Regions from separate parts of the Mus musculus genome. Here region 2 is linked to region 1. The links are chromatin loops, found by intact Hi-C in ENCODE. Cell type or tissue: heart. All regions are shown on one strand. Links, peaks and the distances in the headings refer to the core of each region. The heading gives the core; the rest is flanking DNA. Region 1 has its middle 230 kb from the start of Rbfox1. Region 2 has its middle 160 kb from the start of Gm29854.

Region 1 (11,327 bases), core at 2,068-10,067:
ATACATTTGTTCCAAAATATCCCAATGATATCTCATTCCTTAATATCTAAAGAGTTGTGTACCTTTTGTTTGAAATAAACAGAAAAAAAAACAAACATCATACTGAAAGTCAAGCAAACCATGTCTGCCCTATGGAAGCTAAAATTCAACAGGCACCGTGACCCAAAAACATAATGTGGGATCTTCAAATCATACTGCCTACACTCAGTTAATATCCAAGTTCTAGAACACACAGAAGAGACCCAGTGAAACCTCTAGGTAACCAGGCAAGAGAAGGCAGAGGGCAGAGGATCTCTGGAAATCAGGTAGAGTGTAGAAAGGCCTGGGCTTGCCATTGCTCACTTGGGAAGCTCAGGAAGTTTCCTCACAGCACGTGGAGGATGTGAAGAGCTAGGTTGCTGGATCCTGCCAACGGGACAAACTGTAAGATTCCCAGGGTCTTACAGGAAGAACGATGTTTTATGATCCATTCCCTGTTCTAAGTGACCAACTGCAGCTGTCAAAACACAGCTGTGTCTGATTCAACTGTCTCCCAATTGCAATCACTCTGTATGTAATTCTACCTGTTGTCTTTTCCTGTGGTTTTAAGGGAAGATTTATGCGTTTAGAGGCATGTTTTCTAAAAAGAAAATAAAACAAAATATTCCTAAAAGGGTAGAGATAAGATGCAACAAAAAAGCTAAAATTAACAGCACAACAAAATACTCTAGCTGGGTTTACAGCATATGCCTATAAGTCTGGCGCTTGGGAGATGATGGCAGAAAAGAAGCCATGCTGGGAAGTATTGTGAGACCCTGCCTAAGAAACAAAAACAACAGCATAAACTAATGGAAAAAAATGGAAATTAAAACTATTTTAACTCTATATTAAATACACAGATGTAGATTATATACATATATAGTATATAAATATACAAACACACATATTTTATTAAATCATATACATGTATATGTATTAGGGTGTCATGCTAGGCACGCTAGCTCAGTCAGGAAAGGTGCTTAAAGCAGAGCAGAGTCTGACAACTTGAGTATTTCCCCAAGAACTACATGATAGAAGGAGAAAAGAAGGCTTACACAGGTCGCCGTCAGACCTTCACATGTGTGCTGTGGTTGCAGAACTTCTGTACACAAAATCAATGAATAAATAACTGTCTTAAAGCTCAGGAGAATGGCATACCTTATGTAGCTGAGATGTGAAAAGAAATATGTTCTGTTTTTTTAAATGTGAAGAAGAGAAGAAATATGGAGAAATCAAAAGCAGACACCCATTTCTCTGAAATGTACATTGCAGAGCCTCTGGTTAAGGACATGTAGAAAGACAAACTATCTATGGCTTCTTTTCTCTGAATTCCAAAAGTAGCCACCATTGCCCAGCACTGGAGGGGCAACACATCTGTGTTCCAGAGGCCTCTGGTGCAATGAAAAAAACAAAACAAACAAACAAACAAACAAACAAACAAACAAAAACCACAGCAGAGCTGGAGGTTACATGGGTCCAGAGCTGTGTATCTAGCCAGCTATGGTATATACACCTGTCATCTTAGCACTTGGGGGAGCTGAGACAGGAGGATGACCAATGGGAAGTCAGGCTGAGCAACATAGTGAGGCCCTATCTCAAAACCCAACTTTTTTGGACTTACTATATATATCCTGGTGCCCAGCTTGGCTCAGTGTCCAGGAACTAAACCCAAGTTTGGGAAGTCATCCCAGAGTCGGGCAGCAGGACCTACAAACTCAGCTTTCTTTTCCCTAAACACCAACTAATTCTCACGCATAGAAAATGAAGTACAAGGAAAACTAGTACTATTATCTGTCTTTTAGGCAATGTTTCTTAAAGAAACTAGAGGTATAGATGGCAAAGAGGCTGAACGACCCAGGCCTCCAGGCTAGCTTGGGGATGTGTTCCTAGCTTCTGATCTGAAGAAGCGTTGCGTTTCCTGTTAGAAGTGGCCAGAGTGTGTATCACTCTGCACCGCAGCCCTGTCTCTCCCGACCCTACAGGAAGGTCTCCGTCTTCCTGCCAATGCGATCCTGGATCCTGGGACCCCGTGCCATGAACACAGCTGGGTAGGTGCATTTATAAAGAGACCACTTCCTTGATGCTGGGATCAACAAAGGATGTCAAGCTGATGTGAAATTTCTTTCAACTGTCTCTCCCTATCTCATCTTCATGTCTGTGTCAATGAGAGAAGGGCACAGATTCTTCCCCCACACCAATAGAGTTGAGGCTCATTTTCCTAAAGGAAGGGAGCTCTTAAACCGAAATACCAAATGTATTTAGAGTATCTATTTACAGACTGGGAGGTCAAGGCAGAGGCTGACTTCAAACGGAGGAAAAAAAAGAAAAGAAAAGAGCAAAAATTCTCCGGATCCCCACCTTCCCAGCAGCACTCATGCAGGCCTGCTAATTCACATCTCCTTAAGCAGTGAGCGTCTAGCTGCTCCAAATTAAAGGGCCTGCCATTTTACCCCCAATGCACAGCAAAGATGAAAACACCACCACACCACCAAAAAGGAATCAAAATTAAAGATGTCAATTGAATAGTGAAGTTCAGGAGCAGGCAGGTAGCAACTGCTTTTTCATCTTGATAGATGCAATTGATAAAAATGTTTGGCACCCAAAAGCTAGGGTCACACAGAGAAAAACAGGAAGTGAGAGGAAGAGCTTTGAGAACTTGAGAGTCTTTGACCAGAGGATGTCAGCAAGCCTTCTGTGGTGACCCTGGGAGTAGGCCTGAGGCTACTGAGGTTTCCCCCTGCTTTGCCTTGCAAATGCGCCTGGCTATAAGAGCCAGCTGACTCAATAAAAAAAGGCAGAGACACCACTGAGGCCTTCAGAGCAAAGGAGTGGCCGGCCACTCTAAAAGCAAGCTCAAACTAAAGGAAGTTAAACGGAATTAATTAACCAGAATTCACTCAAAAAAATAAAACCCCAAACAGGCTCCTCTCTTTATAAACACTGACATAGTTATGTCACGGGTGACTCACGTGGTGACCCCTGCATGACTTATTTTCAACACCTAAAAAACCCAACATTTGTAAACATTCAAAATTGTAATTGCAGCAACCCCAAGGATGACAACAGAGCCACATTCTTATTCACAGATTAGTCAGAGAAGGTGGGAGGGAATCGAGGGAAAACCACCTTTGTTAAATTGGCTGGATTTTTCTATTTCTGAACACTTCTTAAAGACAGACGTGTTTAAAGAGAAAATCTGCCCGAAATTGATACAAAATGATACAAAGACCTGCTGCCAAAGGCCAGACTTGGCTGTTTGCAACTCTACAAAACTGGGGGGAAACAGAATTAAAGTTTCCACAACATGACACATTTAACTGGATGAGGGGGTGGGGACAGGCTGAGCAGTCCCTAATTCTTGGGACTCCAGAGGGGTGTAACCAACTGAGACTCTGGCAAAGGTCAAAGGTCAGATGTGATTAAGGAAAAATTCAACCAAGAGGCCTTTGCCTTCCCAGCAAGGAGAAGTTTCAAGGCTGAGACTTCAGCAAGAAAAGTGCCTGAGAGGTGGAGAAAGAGGGTTCTCTTTAGTCTGATGAACCACAAAACCCAGCAATAACAATGACACTGTTAATATAAAGGTGGTGTACAGACGTAGGGTGCAGACTTCTCTTGCACATGCCCCCGCCTTCCCTCTGCAAAGTGAAGAGTCTATGTCTCTAATGTGAAGCCACAGAGCTCTGTCCCTGAAATGTCAGAATTTCACTTATGTCCTTTATTGATCAAATGAAGCTACGATGTATATATTTGTTATCCCAGCAGAAGATAAGGGACTTTTGTAAGGCATTTTCACTAGGATACTATTTTTTCCCAATTACTTCACCAGTTAAATATTGTCACCTATAATAACAGACCACTACTTTTGTATGTTTATTTAATACCACGACTTAGACAAATAACTATATACATTTATCAATAAGACAGAAAAAGTGCATCGAAATCTACATTTGACCAGAGCAGCATTCTCAGTATATCTACACACACACACACACACACACACACACACACACACACACATCTGTTTTAAGCAAATAAAACACTCAGCTTTCATCTAAAATGTTCAAACCCAACATGAGAAATAAGGAGTTATTTGTACAGGAGACATATATGTATATGTATACACAGCCATCACTTCTCAGCACGCTGCTTTGTAATTAAATGAAATTCTACGCAGCTACAAGTGAGAGAGAATTTGCTCCATGCTTAAAACGACATTCCTAGATCTGCTCTTTACTCTGAATTCACCACCAATGTCTCAAAAAAAAGAGAGAGAAAGCAACATATTCCCCTACTCCACACATGCACATTGTACACGTACCCACATGTACGTGTGCGGACACACATACACACACATTTTTTTTTGTTTCCCTTCGCACGTGAAAATAAAATTGTAGCTCAGCACTAATGAAGCAAGTCTTGCCTAACTCCCACTGGAAAAGCCTGCACATGTACCGTAGCCATGCAAGATTATCCTGCATCGGCATAATCACCTTACACGAAATACGATTACTCTAGGCTGCAATTTTTATACCCGAAGTCAATTTATTAATCAGAGAAAGACAGAGAGAATGAGAGAGAGAGCGAGAGAGAGAGAGAGAGAGAAAGAGAGAGAGAGACTACCTACCCACAAATACATCATCATCTTGCAAGAGAAATCAAAGGCTCTGTCAGCAAACAGAAGTCTCCTCACTTCACCAAGAGTATCTGGAAGAAAAACTGAAAACCACTCGGTAGAGATTCTTGCCTTTTCCTGCCAAGTCCTCAGAGTCCCTCTTATTTCCTTACACCAGGTTTGCTATGATTGTTTATGAGTTTATCAGGACAGCATTCCTTCAGTGGCAACGTGTGTGGAGTGACTTGCTCCGGGCTGCTTGCTTCTCTCTCTCTCTCTCTCCCTCTCTCTCTCTCTCTCCTCTCTCTCTCTCCTCTCCTCCTCTCCCTCCCCTCTCCTCCTCCCTCCCCCTCTTTCCTTTCCCTTCCTAACTCTTGCCTTTTCTTCTCGCTCTAGTCAAGACTGCTTAGGTAAGAATTCTTGGGGTGGCTGTCTCATGAGCAAATCTAGTACTTCAGGCAGCAAGCATAGTGGGAACACAGACACTGTTGAGACCGCTAGTGGTGAGGGTGATAATGATAACAGTAACAATAAAAAATAATAATAACAATAATAGCCTGGTATGATCAGTAAAGGCAGGTGCTATAGCAAATCCTGACAGCGAGGAGGAGATTCCCAAAGTCCCTACTGGAGGAATTTACTGGAGGGTTGATCCTCAGAGGCAAGCATATCAGCACAGAGCTGGCGACTCGGAGATTTTTTTTTTAAGTCGAAGCTCCAGCTGCAGAGAAAAGAACATGTGCCTCTCCCGGCTTCCCCTTTATCTCTTTAAATGTACTTCAGATAAAAGCAGCATCCAGTTAGGTCAAGGCCTCCCCAGACTCATTCCTCTTCGCTCCACATGCTCAGCACACTTGTCTACAGCCATCTACCGGCTCCATCGTGTCACTGCGGGCTTAGAGACTGTGGGTCTTGCTTGCTGCAGCAGCTGCTGCCTGTCCATGTCTGCCTTGCTTGGCTCTCAGCTTGGGTTTGTATCGGAATCTGGGAGGGGGAAAGGAACAGATAGCCTTGGAAGCCTGTGTGCCAGTCTATCAAATCAAAAGAAAAGCCAACCCCCACCAGCAACAGTCAGCAAATGGAAAGCTCCGAAGACTTGCTGGCATGAATGTTTAGCCTTCTTAAACCAAGGGAAGGAATTGTGCACATGTTCCCAGCAGCACGGCTGATTTTGTTGCATGTGGAGAATGCAAGCATGCATGTGTATATGTGTTTAAGTGTGTGTACATATGTGTAAGTGTGCATTCTTCTATGTATGTCATGTAGGTATGCTTGTGTGTGTGTGTGTGTGTGTGTATGCTCGAGAGCGAGCGTGTGTGTGTGTTTGTGTGTGTGTCGCTGTGTGTGTGTTTATTACTTCTTTTCCCTCATCCTGTGCAATTACAGACCTGGAAAATTTTGCAGGGTGCATAAAACTTGATCATGTTGACAAGCTCTCCTTAGAAAATGCACAGGCTAGATGCACAGCTAAGATTTCCTGAAATTATCCAAAAAATTTTGCCCATGAATCAATTCCCCTTTATTAGTTGTTCTTTTTTAATCCATTTTAAATTGTATACTTTATCTTGAAAATTATCTCCATTACTGAAATGCATCGTGAAGGAGAGGACGGGGAATACAATTTGCCCAGCATATTAATTGATGCAGAACTCAATTATTGATATATGGATAAGGGAGAAATTAATATTAAAACACATGGTAGCCTTTAAGGGAAAGGGAGAAGATGAACTTGTGCTCTGAGTGGAGTCTTGGTCATTAGTCTCATCTTTATACATCATACAGAGGAAACCATGGAATTAAGTCTCTCATTCATTTATATTTCTCCTTAAAACTACATAAAGCAAAATGTCACCTAAATAATTAAAGTGCGTTAGCTAAATTGTGGAGTCATCTACAGAGCTGAGCAGGTGGTGAGGCACCTGTTAACGTATCCCATAGACAGGACCATCATGATGCATAATAGGCAAGGGGGTGGGAGGAGCAATGACCATGTCTTTTTGTAAAATAGTGACCAACAGAAGCACAGCAATGGAAACCACAAAGAAATGGCACTTAGACACAAAGTCCTCAGCTGGAAAATATGCAAATCATAGGGCTGGTGTGATGGAGCAGTCAGTGAAGTCCACAACTGGCTTTGCAAACCAGAGGATGTTGCTTGGATCCACAAAACCCACATAAAGAAACTCCTGGGTATGGAGGCGCACTCTTGTAATTTTTAGGCAGGGCATGCTCGGGGCTAATGAGTCAAAGATCACAATCATATCAGCATGATTCAGTTCAAACTGAGAGACCCTGTCTCAACAAAAGGGAGAATAACTAAAGAAGACACCAAAGGTTAACCTCCTCTTCACACACACAGACACACCCACCTCACATGCAAATACATGTACACACACAGTTCTTCACATATAGAGACACCCCTAAATATATGAAAGTACGTATGCACACACACTCAGGTCTTCACACACAGAGACACACCCTCACATACATGCAAATATGTATACACAGACACAAATTTCACATATTCTTGAACCAATATGCATGGGCAATATTCAGGCCCCTCACACATAGTATATAGCATGGAAAGGAAATTGGCTAAAAGTCCTGTTTGGACCAGGGTTCCAGAGTTACAGGACATCCAATGTGAAAACCAGAACATTTCAAGCCAACTTAGGTTGGTTGTCATATGTGGGTATATTGAAAACACTTTTAGCCTTTATCATTATGAAGAGTAATGAGGAACTACCAAGAGGGCTTAGTAGGGAAAAAGAGACATATGCCTCAAACCTGAAGATAGCAATGTGACCCTGAGACCCACATGGTGGGAGAAAAGAACTGATTTCTAAAAGTTGTCTTCTGGTCTCTACATGGAAAGACACACACACACACACACACACACACACACACAAATGTAATAAGACAATCTTTACGTGAAGAATAAAGGAGATCCTCTTTGTTATAGCTTTTGGTGAAGATCCTCACTGCACATGAGCAGCACAAATTTTCCATATGTTCCAAACCCCTGTACTTAAGGTAAACTTGAGGAGAAAATATCCAAGCATCCCATTCCTTAGATTCTTGCATGCATGAGTTCATCTGTCAATCCTCCATCTCTTGGGTACCCATTGTTGTCCCACTCTCTGGAGACACAGGATGGCAGAGGTGGAAGGACACAGTCATCTCAAATCAGTGGGCAACAAACAGCCTGAAGACACATTTTCTTTGGAAGCCATATCTATTTTTTAAATAGAACTAGATTATCAATATTTAAACACCCAGAACACTTCAAAAGGAAGTTTGGATGCACTCTTCAGAAACATCAGATATCCCAGTGATATCAGATTGACTTTTTGTAAGGGTTGCTGTAGGCTGGTACTCAGGATCACCTACCCACAGAAGATGCCAAGAACTGGATAGTCTTAATGGACAGTGTCTGTTCCTCTAACTTTTTTCAGATCAAATGTTAGCTGGCATGGATTTTCCTAGGAGTCTGGCCTTGAAAGTAGTTAAATCTGTAGCATTTTGAGATTGTCTGGGATGTGAGCACACACATACTTGCAAATGTACCACTTTACATGCAAACTTCATATAGCACTAGTATACATTTCCCTTCAATATCTCTAGATCCTATCAGATTTTATCTGTCTGTCTGTCTATCTACCTGCCTACTTCTCATCTTTCTATCCATCCATCAGTTTATCTCTCCTTGCATCTATATAACAATCAGTCTAGTTATGCTTGTAACTAGATGTAATAGTTATGCTATATAAATAAATACAGCCCACTGATGAACAAAATGTTGTGTTGTCTTTCATTTTCTTGAACTTCAACTATATTTTCTTGCTTACCAGTCTTTGCTTGCCTTGAGATTATTACACCAGGTCTTGCTCATTGAATTTCTTAAGGTTTTCTATGTTTCTCTGTCTTAGACCCTTGTATCAGATGTCCATGGGCAAGATTGGAGATAGTGACATCTCAAGTCCATATGAGAGTATGCAGGAGAGATCATAGGTGGAAGAAAGAAACAATGAAGACTGTAAGTGGGCCGACAAAACTAGAACCCAGGAAGAGGGCTGCAAGGTACCACTAGGGATGCTCATCTTCAAAGTGGAGTCTTCAGCGCAAGAATGCCAGAGAAGCCATCGGACTACCAAGTCAAGATAAGCCTTGGACACTAGAAGGACACCTCATGGTCACCATAACTTATGGCCTAATCCTCAATGTCTTACTGGCACCTAGGCGTTACTGTAACAAAATATGAACATAAATAATCTAATGGAAGAGGCACTATTTGGGACTTCTTTTCATGGCTGCCAAGAATATTGTTTCTGGGCCTATGCTGTACTGGTCCCTTGCAATAATTTATTGATTTTTATCATGACATGGCCAGAATCACAGCAGAGATAATCTCTTGGGAATGCCTGAGAGAACTATTCTTGATTAGATTAGCTGAGTAAGGAAGAACTATCCCATGTGCTAACATCTCAGACAGCCACAAAAAGAGAAACAAAGTGTGTGTGTGCGTGCGCATGCAGGTTGGGGGGATAGTTCATCCCTATTTGCTTTCTGACTGTGGCATCCACAAGACCAGCTGCATTACCAACTTCTGTCATGTTGCACACAATGCCATGCTTTCTCACTATGAGCTATATGCTAGAACTGTGATCCAAAGCAAAGCCTTACTTTCTTAGGTGGCTTTTGTCAGTGCACTGAGAAGAACTCTTACTACCATCACAGTGGGAGCAGACAGCAGAGAAAAGCTGTCCACTCCATAGTGATCAGAAAGAGAAGAAAAAGCAAGCTGTTTCCTTTCTCTGGCTGCCAGCCTAGTGTACATTCAGGTCAAGTTGACTTACCTTAGCTGATGTTCTCTTTTGGAACCTTCTTGTGGACACACCAAAGGTGAATGTGTAGAGGCATCTCTCACTCTAATCAAGTAGACAAGCAAGACTAGCCATCACAGATCCATGCAGCTCTCAAATAAAATATCCCTAGCCAAACGGTGTGTGGGGGAGCTGAAAGCAAAGAATCCGTCTGATAGGTGAGAGGACAGATAGGATTCAAACTGAATCAAACTGAAGCAGCCTCAAACATATGTAAGCTAATAGGCTCAGCAGTTCTGTAAGCCCTGAGATGTACAGTATGGAAATATAGCCAGTGCATGCTGCCCCTTGGTGCCTCTAACTTGGATGGGGCCATTGGTACCTTCTGCTTCTTGATTTTTTTCCATTGAACCTTTCAGTCAGCTCACACCACACCCCTGCCTCTGCTTCTTCTGCCTCTTAGGTACATTTTCCTTCCACCTGCTTGAACATGTGGTCCCTCTGCTAGAGACGAAATTCAACCCAAGATGGCGAGATGGTTTATCACTGTGACACAAGCAGGAGGCAGCTGTTGCCCATAAATCAAGTTGTCGAGGTGTTGCCATGCTCATACTCTCCAGTCCAAACCTTAACAGACCAAACAGAACGTTCCGCTGGCTGCCCCTCAGGGGGTGTCTGCAAATGCTGTTCCTGTTTGAAATTCTGGTCAGAATGGAATTGATGGCCCAACCAATTCCTCAAACTCCATTCTTTGAACTGAAAACAATGACAGTTTGTATTTACTGCTATCTGCAAAGCTTCCCTTTAAGAGATTTTAACAAAAAAAGTAAACAGATGCAAATATTCCTTTTGAAACCATTTCTCCCCATTGACTGCAAGGCAGATGGGGTAAAAAACTCCTTTTTTTATTGGGTACAATCAAAGCTCTTTATTCTCATGCTCACACAGGAGTTATTTAAAAATAATTAATCCAGTTATCAGTTATCAGCTCAGTGGAATAATTAATCAATTGCAGAGAGATGGCTTACACAAATACTGATTAAGCTGCTGGTGGCTGGTCTGTGTGAGAGACTTCTAATCTGCTATAGAATTTGAATACCACTGTGAAGTGTTGAATCCTACACAATTGGCACCAAAATTTGAACTTCATGAAAAGTCTTCATTAAAGAACTCACTGTTCACTGTCTAATGTGGAAAATTATTTGAGAGACTCTATTTAATTAGTGTGGGGTTCTTGAAGGAAAGTGCTTTAAATTATACTTGGTGGTTCAAGACTGTAATCTTGCTGGGTGTGGTGGCACACATCTTTAATCCCAGCACTTGGGAGGCAAAGGCAGGCAAATTTCTGAGTTCGAGGCCTGCCTGGTCCACAGAATGAATTCCAGGACAGCTAGGGCTAAACAGAGAAACCCTGTCTCAAAAACTATAAATAAATAAATAAATAAATAAATAAATAAATAAATAAATAAATATTAAAATTAAAATAAAAAATGTAATCTGAGTTACTTAAAATCACAAGTGCAAGTTAGCCTGGGGTACAGTGTAAGTTCTGGGCTATTCTAAATAACCTTGGGAGACAGTATCTCAAAATAAAGAGTAAAAAGAGAGGTGGGTATATAGGAAAAAAAGTGAATGCTGCTATTTTCTTTTTCTAGCAGTGACTGGGGATAAATCTCTCCAGAGCCAAGAGCATCCTCTCTTATGGTCTCTCCATGAGGATCAGCCAAGTTTATACTGGCCCAGCACAGGACATAAACTGTGTGAAGAGAATGAAAATGATATCCATGTTCTGTTACTTAATAAGCCAGTATGGCTGGAGCCAGTCATTGGTGAAAGCTGAGGGTGTAGTGAAAGGAAAACTACCAGAAGGAGAC
Region 2 (11,327 bases), core at 2,093-10,092, 1.1 Mb before region 1:
GAACTAGAGTTTTTGAAGTGGACACTGACATCAAAGGCTTGTTATTATAATGGTTCCTAAATGAAGTTTTTCATATTGACGTCCAATTTGGGGTACAACAAAATGGGAATATGGATAGCTGTTTCTCTGGCCAGTAGGTGGCGAACACAAACTCTCCCAGCTTTTATTACAAGACACTGTTGTAACATAGCACTAACCAGGGTTATAAAGCACTAACTAGGGTTATAAAGCACTAACCAGGGTCATAAAGCAGCACTAACCAGGGTTATAAAGCACATAGGAAACGTGGTCAACAGGAAATTAGGTGCAGACTCAAGAAAGTTGCAGCGAGTTACTTTGACTGTGTCTGACCAGTGGCTCCTGAGGGCAAGCAGAGAATGATCTTTGCATTACGTTCATGTAAGTTTTACTTTTTATTGAACAATCTTGGTTTCATTATGCCTAATTAAGTTTTTCTTCTTTTAAAATTTTTGACACAAATTACTAAATTAAAGACTCCTTTTAGATAATACCATCTACCTGTGTGTCTCACTAACGGATTTAAGTCACTCGTCAACTAGCCACCATGGAAGAATCAGGTGTCAAGACATCTTATAGAATACTTGTTCTAATTAACTCAGATTCTCTTTCTGCTCAGGTGCATGGAGTATTGGATATGCAGCCAGGGGCTCAGACATACCTAAAATCAAAATGAATGTGTGTCATGCTTGGACAGATGAGCCCCCGCCCCCGACATGCCAGGATGCTACAGAGTGATCGTTTTGATATTTGAAGGGAGCTGTTCCCCGCCATAAAGTTGGAAGGCAGCCGGCAGCCTATCCACTTTTGGCAGGTTTGAGGAGTCCAGATGTCCATCATGAAATGAGTTATTTAATGTATCTGTGGGCTGTTTGCAAAACGGGAATGCCTCCATTTTTCCAAACATCAAGTGGGCAAAGCCAAATGTCTCTGCCATCCACCCCAACTTGGCCCAGGATATTAAGTGCACATAAAAGAGCCTTTATATCCTGTCCAATGCAAATCAAACATTTGCCTTGCATTTCGTATCAACTTAATTCCATTTCTTACACAGAAGGAGCTCCATTAGGCCACTCTGCCAAATAGCCACTATCTGGTGAACCTTTCCCCTATGGGGCAGTTATCAAACTGATCTGTTGAGGTAACACTTGGATATAGTGAGTGTGATACTATTCCATACACACCTTTCATTATATTTCACCATCAGACTGAAGAGACACCCAAAGAACTTAAAACAACAACAACAACAACAAGAAGAAGTCTGATTTAAATAAGGTCCCTTTAAGACCTGGCACTGGGGAAAATAATTCATATTGGAGAGGAACCACCTATAGGCTTTGTCTGACTGTCAACATCAAATATCAAACTTCTTAAATTCATGCCTTTATATCTTATATAAGTGTGTGTACTGAATACATGTGAATGACAGTGATTTATATCATTAAAAGTATCTTTCGGGGCTGAGGAGACGATGGACCAGGTGGTAAAGTACCTGTTTTACAAACATACTAACCTAAGATGGATCCCAAGAACCTTTGTTAAAAAGCCAGGTGTGATAGTGTATGCTTGTAATCCCAGTTCAGGGGAGACAGATACAAGTAGATCTCTGGAGCTCACTGGGCAGCCAGCCTAGATGAATCTGAATTCCAAGATCAGTGAGAAATCCTGCTTCACAAATAAGGTGGAGAGACACGGAGGTTGACAGAGGTTTGATGCTAATTTCTGGACTTCTCAAATGCATACACATGCACATGGCTCTGCGCTCCCCATCATGTGCACACACACACAAAAGCATGTACATCCAATGTACGAACACATACATTTTAAATCAGTGTGTCTGTTTCCCAAGGAAAAAGCACATATGTATATGAATGCCACATATTGTGAAACATTCTAGAGTCTTAGACTTGTAGGTGTCTGTGGATCTTCCTACATAGTTTGCAAAGGGCTCACACCTCATGTAAAACTATTAAGAGTTGAAGAGTCAGTCATAACTGTTCAAATAACATTCAATGACCTGAATGTCTGTTCGCTATTTTCATTCAAAATGGCAGACTGGATTGCACTAAGCGCTTAAGTGAGTTAGCACATTTATGAAAGACCCCCTCCCCCCCCATTTGAATGTCCTGGTTAAAGAGAAAGACAAAGCCGGGCAGTGGTGACGCACACCTTTAATCTCAGCACTTGGGAGGCAGAGGCAGGCAGATTTCTGAGTTCGAGGCCAGCCTGGTCTACAGAGTGAGTTCCAGGACAGCCAGGACTCCAGGACTACACAGAGAAACCCTGTCTCAAAAAACCAAAAAAAAAAAAAAAAAAAAAAAAAGAAAGAAAGAAAGACAATGCACATGTTAAAGAACTAAGTTACAACAAGCTATATTATGAAGAAATGTGGGAACATTGGCTTGTGACATTTTTATAGTGTCTTCTAGGTCCTAATCAGCTCTAGGGAGTTGCTGTTCAAAGCTCTCAGCAGGTCTGTTTGGGGCGTATTGTTTCTATGTGTCTAATGATACTGCCCATTCTTACAGTGTATGAGTTTTACAGTTTGATCGCTTCTGAGATGAATTTACCTTCATCTCCACAATCCACTATGTTTGGAGCAGACTATTTGCCTGCTCACTGGCTGACAGGTTTCTCTCCCTTTGCCTTGATATCTCTTCTGTTAGGCAAACCATTTGAGAAGGAGCCCTCAGGTCCCTGTGACGGGATCATCCATGTGGAAAGCTGTAAAAATAAGGCTTCGATCTCGCACAGAGGATCTCAGATGTCTGGGTTGAGTAACAATCACCGCTGCATACCTACCACGACAGGTACCCTCTATTACCTGCACAGGTTCAGAGTCAGTACTTGGTAGGGAACATACTATATTGTATTAAGTCAATGAGACGAAAGAACGAATCAGATTGAAGGAGAAACTGCTCACGGTTCTGAAGGCCTCAGTCCGAGGTCCCTAGTTTCTGGGTCTGTAGAAATGTGGAAAGTTCATGGTGCAGAGAATGGAGGGCTGAGAAACTGCTCACCTCATGGAAGCCAGTTATCCTAGAGAGGACGAGACAGGGATGAATACACATCCTTCAAGGACCCATGACCTTGAACTAGATCCCACCTTCTAACAGCCGACATGGTCTTAAAGTCATTAGCCCACAGGAGCTAATTGACTCTCAGCAGCACAGAAATACCAACAGGGAATATCCAGGAATCCGTGTGTTTGACAAATAGTGCCACATAATTCCAGCATAGATGGTGAGAAGCTCCCAAGCTTGCATTCATCAGTCATGGTGGAACTGTGGATTGCTTTATCTCGACAGATGGCCAAGAGAACCATCCCCAGAGTCGTTCCACACAAGTAGTTCTGTGCAGAATCTGTCTGGGAAATTTACCACCCAGGAGGTGCCGTGCATTCTGGTGTAGACATGGATTTAGGGGATGGGTAAATATGGTAAAAGAAGCTGCCACAGCCACAAAATTGTACTGATAGTTTGAGCTTAGCACTTCAGCTTTTTGTGAATCTACTTTCTGACATATAAATGTGTATGTATTTTGGGGGGTGCGAGTGGTTTAGGAACTCAGCTAGAGAGGGGGAGAGAGAGACAGAGACAGAGATCTGTGTCTTATAAATAACACTCAATTTGTGGTTAATATCCCTTTAGCCAGGCTATGGCAATGCTTGCCTTTAATCCCAGCCCTTGGGAGGCAAAGGCAAGCAGGTCTCTGTTCGTGGGCAGCCTGGCCAAGGCTGCACATAGAAACCCTGTCTTGAAAAACCAAAACCAACAAATAAATAAATAAATAAATAAATAAATAAATAAATAAATAAATAAATAAATAAAAGCAAGCCCTAAGTTGCTGCAGGGCCTTAGTAAAACCAGCTCTGAACAGGGACGTCTTGTTGCTTCCCTCCCCTCCCCCTCTGCTTTCTGCTTCTCCCTCCTGGCTTTCTGTTTCTCTTTAAGTGGTAAAGCTGGTTTCAGATGAGCAGTTCTCTTCCTTATATTTTAAATACTGTAGGAAGTCAGGTTTTTGACAGCTCTCATCTGCACAATTGTAATGCCAAGGAAAGGAATGGGGGCGGCGGGCGCAGACACACTCTGCCTGCACGGAGGTGTGCAAAGTGGCTGATCAGCTAGATATTTTTAAAGTTTCATAGGTGTGAGGCAGCCTGCGTTAATGAGAGTTTTAGGGGATTTCTCAAATCTAAAGTGAAGGGTGCCAAGAGTGGAGCATGACCTTGGGGCTTTCCTGTACATGTTAACTATTATTACAAAGGACTCTTTGGAAACCCTTGAAGGAAACTTCAGCAAGAGGAGACGGGGAGGGACAGGTGAGACAGCCCACGCTTGGACTGCAGAGCTAATGATGGCTGCTATAAATAGATGTGTTCGAAGGACTAGGGCAGAATACCATGGGTAGTCTGTTAAGAGCGAGACTCGGAGCCTCTGGAGCAAGAAATGCGGGGCTAGGATCCACACTGCAGTGTTTTATTTGGAAGAAAAATGAAAGACAACTTTGCCTCTGGTCACCAAAGCATAAGACTGATGGGGTTCCCAGCCGAGGCTGGCTTTTTCAGGAAATTTGTCTTGGGTTAGGATGGTTTAGGGGTCAAGCTCATAAGGAGTGGATGGGCTTGGGAAAGGTAAAGCAGGCAGTGAACCCCTTATACGCGGACCCACCCACTTGGCAGTCTGCCCAAGCCGCTTTGCTCTCCCTTCAAAGGCACGTGGTTCCCTTTTGCGGGTGGTGCAGCTGATAACCTCTAAGAGGCTGAAGACATTCCCAAGCTCGTGCAGATGCAGCTAACACCAGGATTTGGGCTACAGACTCCCATCTAGTGTTCTGGGTGGGGTGGCCGGTGGTGGTGGTGGTGGGTGGTGAATACTGCTGATAGTGGTTGTATTTGTTAATTTTCATATTGACATGTTAAAAAGAAACTAACAAGAAACAGCACAAGGGAGGAGGAGTTTACTTTGGTTTACAATTCTGGGAAATACAGTCTCTCATATTGAGAAAGCCGGGGAAGCAAAGACTGGAGCAGCTGCTCACACTACACACACACACACACACACACACACACACACACACACACAACCCGTTCATAGTCAGAAAGCATGGAGAGAGAAATGCTGGTTCTCAGCTTAGTTTTTCCGCCTTTTCATTAAGTCCCAGAACCTCAGCCCATGTAAGGTGTTTCTTCTCAAATAAATTTTGCCTGTTCTAGAAACCCCCGAAAGCCTTCTTTTCCATGTAATTTTAGATGCTGTCAGATTGACAATTAATATTAACCATCACAGTGGCTATTATGAAGAGAATAATGTCCTTAGAATGAAGAGTATTAAAAGGCCAACTGCAGTCTTCAGTTGAGTACAGAGAATCCAAATACAAACAGGCCTGTTGTGCATTGTAATAAAAAATCTAGGCATCAGGTGCGGGACAGGGCTCACTGGGTTTGTGTTACAGACTTTGTTTCTTTAGTCATAGAGTCCGGCTGGAGGAAAGCAAGTGGCCATGGCAGAGTTCAAGTTCACTGGGAGAGTCTAATTTCATGTGCAGAAACTGAGGCAGGAAATGAGATATAAGTGAGCCTGGAATTATGTCTCATGGTGACTGTCACTTACAGAAGCCAACACTTGGAGACAGTAATCAGATCTTAACAGTGTGCCTTATTCAGTGTTGACAATCAGGAAAGACAACAGACTAATCATCTTGGGAACTCTGCCTTGATTCTCATGCCAAGAAAGCACATTTTATAGATATTAGTGAGGTGGAGACAAAAGCAGTCTGCCTTTTGGGTTTAGCCTTGTCTTCTAAGTCTGGCTCTCTCTTGCTTCCCTCCCTTGCACGGTTCTCTTGCTCTGTTGGTGTCTTGGCCCAGGTACACCGTAAAACATTCTGTTTGCTTCATTTCTGCCACTGTCAACTATGGACTTCTCCAGGGGAATCTGGGCTGGGAGGGGTTAGCTCACAGCAAACCAACCATGAACAGTGTGTGCTCACTAAGCTGTTGATAAAAAGGTGCGTGCAGATCCCACTTTTATTATACAAAGCACAACTGTGTCTTAATATGGCTGCCTGGCCTGGTGCTGTGGGTCGGTGGGAGAGAGTGCCTGACAGAAGTTGTAACTGCATTATGAGGAGATGCAGCTGGCTCAGGAACTGGCATTTTTCTGGAGTGAAGACCTGTGGGGCTTAAAGGATTTTATGCCTTTCTGGGCCCTGGTTTAATCACCTTCTCATCCTCTCAGTACTTAACACCGTGCACTCCCTCTGTTTCTGTCTCATGGTTGATTCTCCTCACTACTATGTATGTGGATGACCTGGAGGCTAACAATCTATGTTTAAAGACTCCTTCAACAGCATAGAGTCAACCTTGTGTGAGCCCATACATATTCCTACAGAGTTTTGTCTTCTGCAGACATCCTAAAAATTCTTCCTTAAGTACTTTGCAGGGGACTATGGCAAAAGACACAACCAATTCTCTTCCTGACAAAGCCACCTAGGACACAGCCCAATGTGGTGACTCTCTGACTTGAAATATCTTTAAAGTTGCAAACTCAATCTTAAAAAAGACACGTGCATTATGTATTCTGCTCTATTATATATTCAAGTTGGCTTTAGTGTGAAATAATGCTGCCCTCTCAAAATCAAAAGATGCTTCCTCCCATAATTCATATACCTCTTGGTATACTGTGTACCCTAGTTTAAAAGTCCTTTGAACAGAATAAAGTAAAAATAATAATAAAAACCCTATAAAACACTGAATAAGTGCAAGTCATTCATAACGTTTTTATTTCTTAAGAAATGATTATTTTAAATAATTAATGCCAATCAAATCCACTTAAGTGGACCAGGTTCTTTAGGAATTAGAGACAGCTTTAGCCACAGCTAAAGAACCCTCCTGCTCCCCACAGAGATAGAGAGAGACAGTGAGATAGAGACAGAGACCAAGACAGACAGAGATAGACAGATGGACACACACAGACAGAGACAGATGGATGGACAGACAGACAGACACACACACACTCACTCTCTTAGAGAAAGAGAGAGAGAGAGAGAGAGAGAGAGAGAGAGAGAGAGAGAGAGAGAGAGAGAGAGGAGAATCTCCCTTCTTCACTAATATCCCCTGAGTATTTTCTTCACTATTGCTACTGGCTTCTAGGTGAGGCTTTCTCTCATCTCATTTGATAGAGATAGTTAGAGCTATATGAAGTCACACATGTAGTGAACAACAGCAATCACGTGCCTTACCCATGATGCACGGTGCTGAAAGTTCTTCAAACATTCCTTTCTTTGCTTTCCTACAGCAGGACTGTACCACAGGTGTTATGTAAGTGGCATGAGGCCCAGGGAGGTAAGCAATTCCCTCAAGGGCACACGATGTAGATGTACTATAGCTTGAAATCAGAAGTCTGTTACATGTGGTCTTGAGAAGCTTTAAAACAGAGAAGGTGAAAAGTTGACTAGCAGAGAGACTCCTCAGTGGAGCTGCATGCATGCTGCACCAAGTTCTCCACTGATGCAGGTTTCTTGAGCTGTCACCCAGGCTTGTGAATCATCCATGTGCCTGAACATAACCTTAGTAAACTCATCAGTTCATTCAATTCAATGCCCCAACTCTGTCCACAGTTTACGTTTGTAAATAAAGTTTTATTAACACACACCTATGTATAGCCATGGTTCTACTGTCAGCATCTACTTTGGGACTATAAAGGCAATGTTAAATTGTTATAACAGACTCTCATAGAAAGCTCAGACCAACTCAATCTAAAGCTCTTAACATTCATTGCAATTGTTATTTTCAGCAGAGGTTCTTTGTGGGAGCTGGAACCTGATATGTAACCGAATGCAGAACTAGCTGAGATGCAAAGGTTATGTTGGTTCAGAGGAAGAAAGATACTGGTGGGAGGTCTTCAGCCATGCATGGTGGCTTCATGTTCAAATAGGAACCCAGCAAAGCTCTGTCTAACTGACTTTCTTCAGCCTCTTGTCTCTCCTTGTTCTGTAATGTTTTCCTCTGAATTGAAAATGTATGAAGTCTCAGGAAGCAAACACAACTTAAAAGGCTCCAGAACTGTATAAGATTTACAATGCCTCACTGGGATGGTAATACAAGCTGTGACAATAATTGACAAAAAAAAAAAAAAAAAGACTCCTGTTGGAGATGTCAAGATGCTGGCAAATGGTGTAGGAATGCCAGTTGTTGCTCCAATTGGGGCAAGACTTTTCAATGGCAAATGTCTTGGAGTCATTCATGCTGTTGTAAATAACCAAAAATTTCACTGGACATGCAACCTAATTTGGTTACTCTGATCTACCATTATCAGCCTATCTTGGGTGAATATGTTTGTCCACATCACTCTGGGAAAAGTCACATAACATGGGTTTTCACTGATAGGAAGGTTGAGACAGCTTATCTTTTGCATTTTCAAATTTCACAGAATCTAGAAGGAAGGAGCTGCTTCCCTCGTCATCCATGCTTTCACCAGAGCTGCACATAGGTAAATTTGGCCAGCCAGGTCGTCAGAGCTATTGAGAAGGGAATGCTATTGATATGCAGTTTACACAACACTAAAACTTACAGCATAAGCCGACGAAGTAACTATGAAGTTTGACTTACTCTGCTTCTGTAAGTCTCTGCAAGGTTATATTTTTAATGGCATCTCTCCTCTTCTCTGACTTTTGTTTGAAACCTAGCTGAGTGAACAATTGTACCCTTTCCTGGGTAGGTCTACAGTTGCCTCCAGTTCTTTGTGCAGGACTAAGGACTCTTGGACAGTGCTCTGTCCACTTTAACATGTTTCTTGTTGTCTTTGCTTAACCCATGTTTAGGCAGTCATGTTGGTGAAAGAGGCCATGAATGTGAAAGAGAGCAAAGAGTGATATGTGGGAGGGTGTGAGGGAGGAAAGAGAAAGAAAATGGTCTAATTGTGTTACAATTTCAAAAAAATTAATAGTAAAAAATATCAAAACTTAAAACAAAGGATCAAAATAACAACAACAAAAAACAAACAAAAGAAACAACAACAATTCCAAATCATCTACCAAGAATGCTGTGTCTTCCGTGGCTTCCAGTAGTGTCCTGGTGACCATCACACTTTTCCACACCAGTTCTACAGCAGAATGCAACCAGAGAAGATGCATGATGTGAGTCTACTGCACATCTTACTAGACTGGCCACTGTTTGAGAATGGATATTTTTTACGCATGTTCTACTTCACAGACTAATACAATATTTTGTCTAGGATGTTTGTAAATTGGGGGTGCCCTTTGGCTACCAATAACTCTTGATCATTGCCAAGTAAAATCAAAATGGCTCCAGTTTCTTTCAGTGGAAGGTCAGCAGTGGGTGGTCCTATGTTTGTGGACTTATCCATCATGTGTTCTAGGGCTCATGTTTCTTTATCTGACGTTCTTTTCCAACTCTGTATGGAACTCTCTTTTCCAACGTGTATTTCTGCATTGAGGACATTATCTCCTCATGAACTGACCCCTAGTGAAGTTCATGGTGTAGAGAGGCCAAGAACATTTTCTACAAACGCAGTTCTTCCTGCTCTGCTGGGATCTAGTTACTGGAAGCATGTCTCACCTGATTTTTCTTCATTTCTTATTGGCCAGAATAGGATAACATGCCTTCTGCTAAACCAGTCTCTGGTAGAGGGGTACCCTTTGAAAGTGACTGGTTTGTAACAGGGGATATTTTTCAACAGAGACAAGAAGGAGGATCAGGGGTGCTCTGAATGAGTATTTTCAAATAACAGCAGTCTTAGCCCACAGTGTCTTTTTATTTTATCACTTTGGTGTGAATGGGTGGGAGTATGTGGGATTTCAATGAAGATTCATTCTTATCAATAAGACATGGAGGGGTTCTTGGCTTACTTTCAAATGGATGAGATTAATGACCTAAAGAAAGTTGGAGAAAGCTATGTTATCCAAAACTACATCCTTATCAGCTGTAGGGTTTAAGGAGATAGGGAGAGATGAAATGAACAGGAGCACTCGACTGCTATTTTGGGATGAGATGATGCAGGGCACATGGACCATGCTGCCAGAGGAACTGGCAAGGAATAGGTGAGGTTAAGCATGTCCAAACCCTAGAAATTCCAAAAATTGCGATTAAAATTGCATCCTGAGACCAGTAGAAGTAGGGCTAACTCCCCCTATTTTTGTGCCTGCCTTGGGGCATCTAACCAGGTGACTGCCAGTACCTGGAACACATCTCCATGGTAATGAGGCATCTTTGTAGCCTTAGCCTTCAATCAATGACATTCTCCGTCCCTGGATATTCTCATGCCTCTCCCAAAAACTATATTACCCTTGGTTCACCCCAAATAAAGGGTATGCGTTCAAACCACCCCAATGAAGGAATATGAACAAGTTAAGATCATCTCTGGGAGCTGCTTCATTAAAGATTGTGGGAGAAGGCCTTTACCTAAAGGACCCGTAAAAGAAGGCCTCCCTGGGCACCCTGCCTCCTCAGCACTTGTTCTCAACTGAGCTGAGCTTCTTGCCTTGGACTCTGCTTCACCCCCTTTCGGCCTGGTGGGCAGCTGTGTCTGGGAGAGAAGAGGCAGACTGTGAATGCCACCTGTTCCAGACTTTGCTCTGCCCTGTACTCTACAAGCCAATGTACCAGTGGTGCTCAGACCTGATTCATTTATTATGAGAATTTCCAGTTTTTACCAAAACAGGACAGAGTACTTCCTTGTGTGAAGCTTGCATCTACAGAAAGACACAGTAGACAGAATTGAAGCAATGGGATGACCATTGACTCTGGTATTCTGAGGTTCATGCATTCGCTGATTCAACAGATACTAATCACAAACTCCAGTGCAGTTCAGTCTATGAGTAATCTGCACTGGAGACCCAGTAATGAATGGCACACATGATGGAAGCAATCAGAGGGTAAAGGTGCAAAGAGACAAGTGAGAGATGCTATATAAAGATAGGCAGTATAAACAGGGCAGATGATGAAGCACAGATAGGTGAGACAGCTACTTTCCAAAGGAGGGCTGGAGGGGTGTTGTGATGATGTAGCACTTGATTTAAGAGCTGGATGCCATGACATAGACCCTAGCCCCAGAAGATGAAGGCAGATTCCAGAATGGCCCAGGCAAGTCATTGTCTCAAAAAATAAAAACTTTTTTGTTTGTTTGTTTGTTGTTGTTATTTTTAATCACAACAGATAGGAAGTAATTTCTCATTTGTAAGATGCCTACATTTAAGACAGAATACCAAGAAAAAAGCTCAAGGACAAGATGCTTACTGAAGACAGGGAGGGGCTGGAGGTGGGGCTGGGGTGGAGCTAGTGGGGCTGG

The links. A loop is a pair of places that touch in the nucleus more often than their neighbours do. Peaks named below come from ENCODE experiments on the same cell type or tissue, not always from the same donor. Only the 100,000 strongest peaks of a DNase experiment are listed, where the experiment ranks them.
Region 2: it touches region 1 in a loop (5-fold over the local background); 3 of 42 quality-filtered maps call a loop at or near these places.

The regions. Positions count from the first base shown.
Region 1 is chr16:6,833,976-6,845,302 of GRCm38, reverse strand. It overlaps a transcript of Rbfox1 not described here. Among named protein-coding and RNA genes, the nearest start is that of Rbfox1, 230 kb to the left of the region's middle. In heart, for the core only: a CTCF peak has its summit at 5,496; a DNase peak (open chromatin) is centred at 5,482.
Region 2 is chr16:7,921,345-7,932,671 of GRCm38, reverse strand. No RefSeq gene overlaps it. Among named protein-coding and RNA genes, the nearest start is that of Gm29854, 160 kb to the right of the region's middle. In heart, for the core only: no CTCF peak of the experiment used is centred there; no DNase peak of the experiment used is centred there.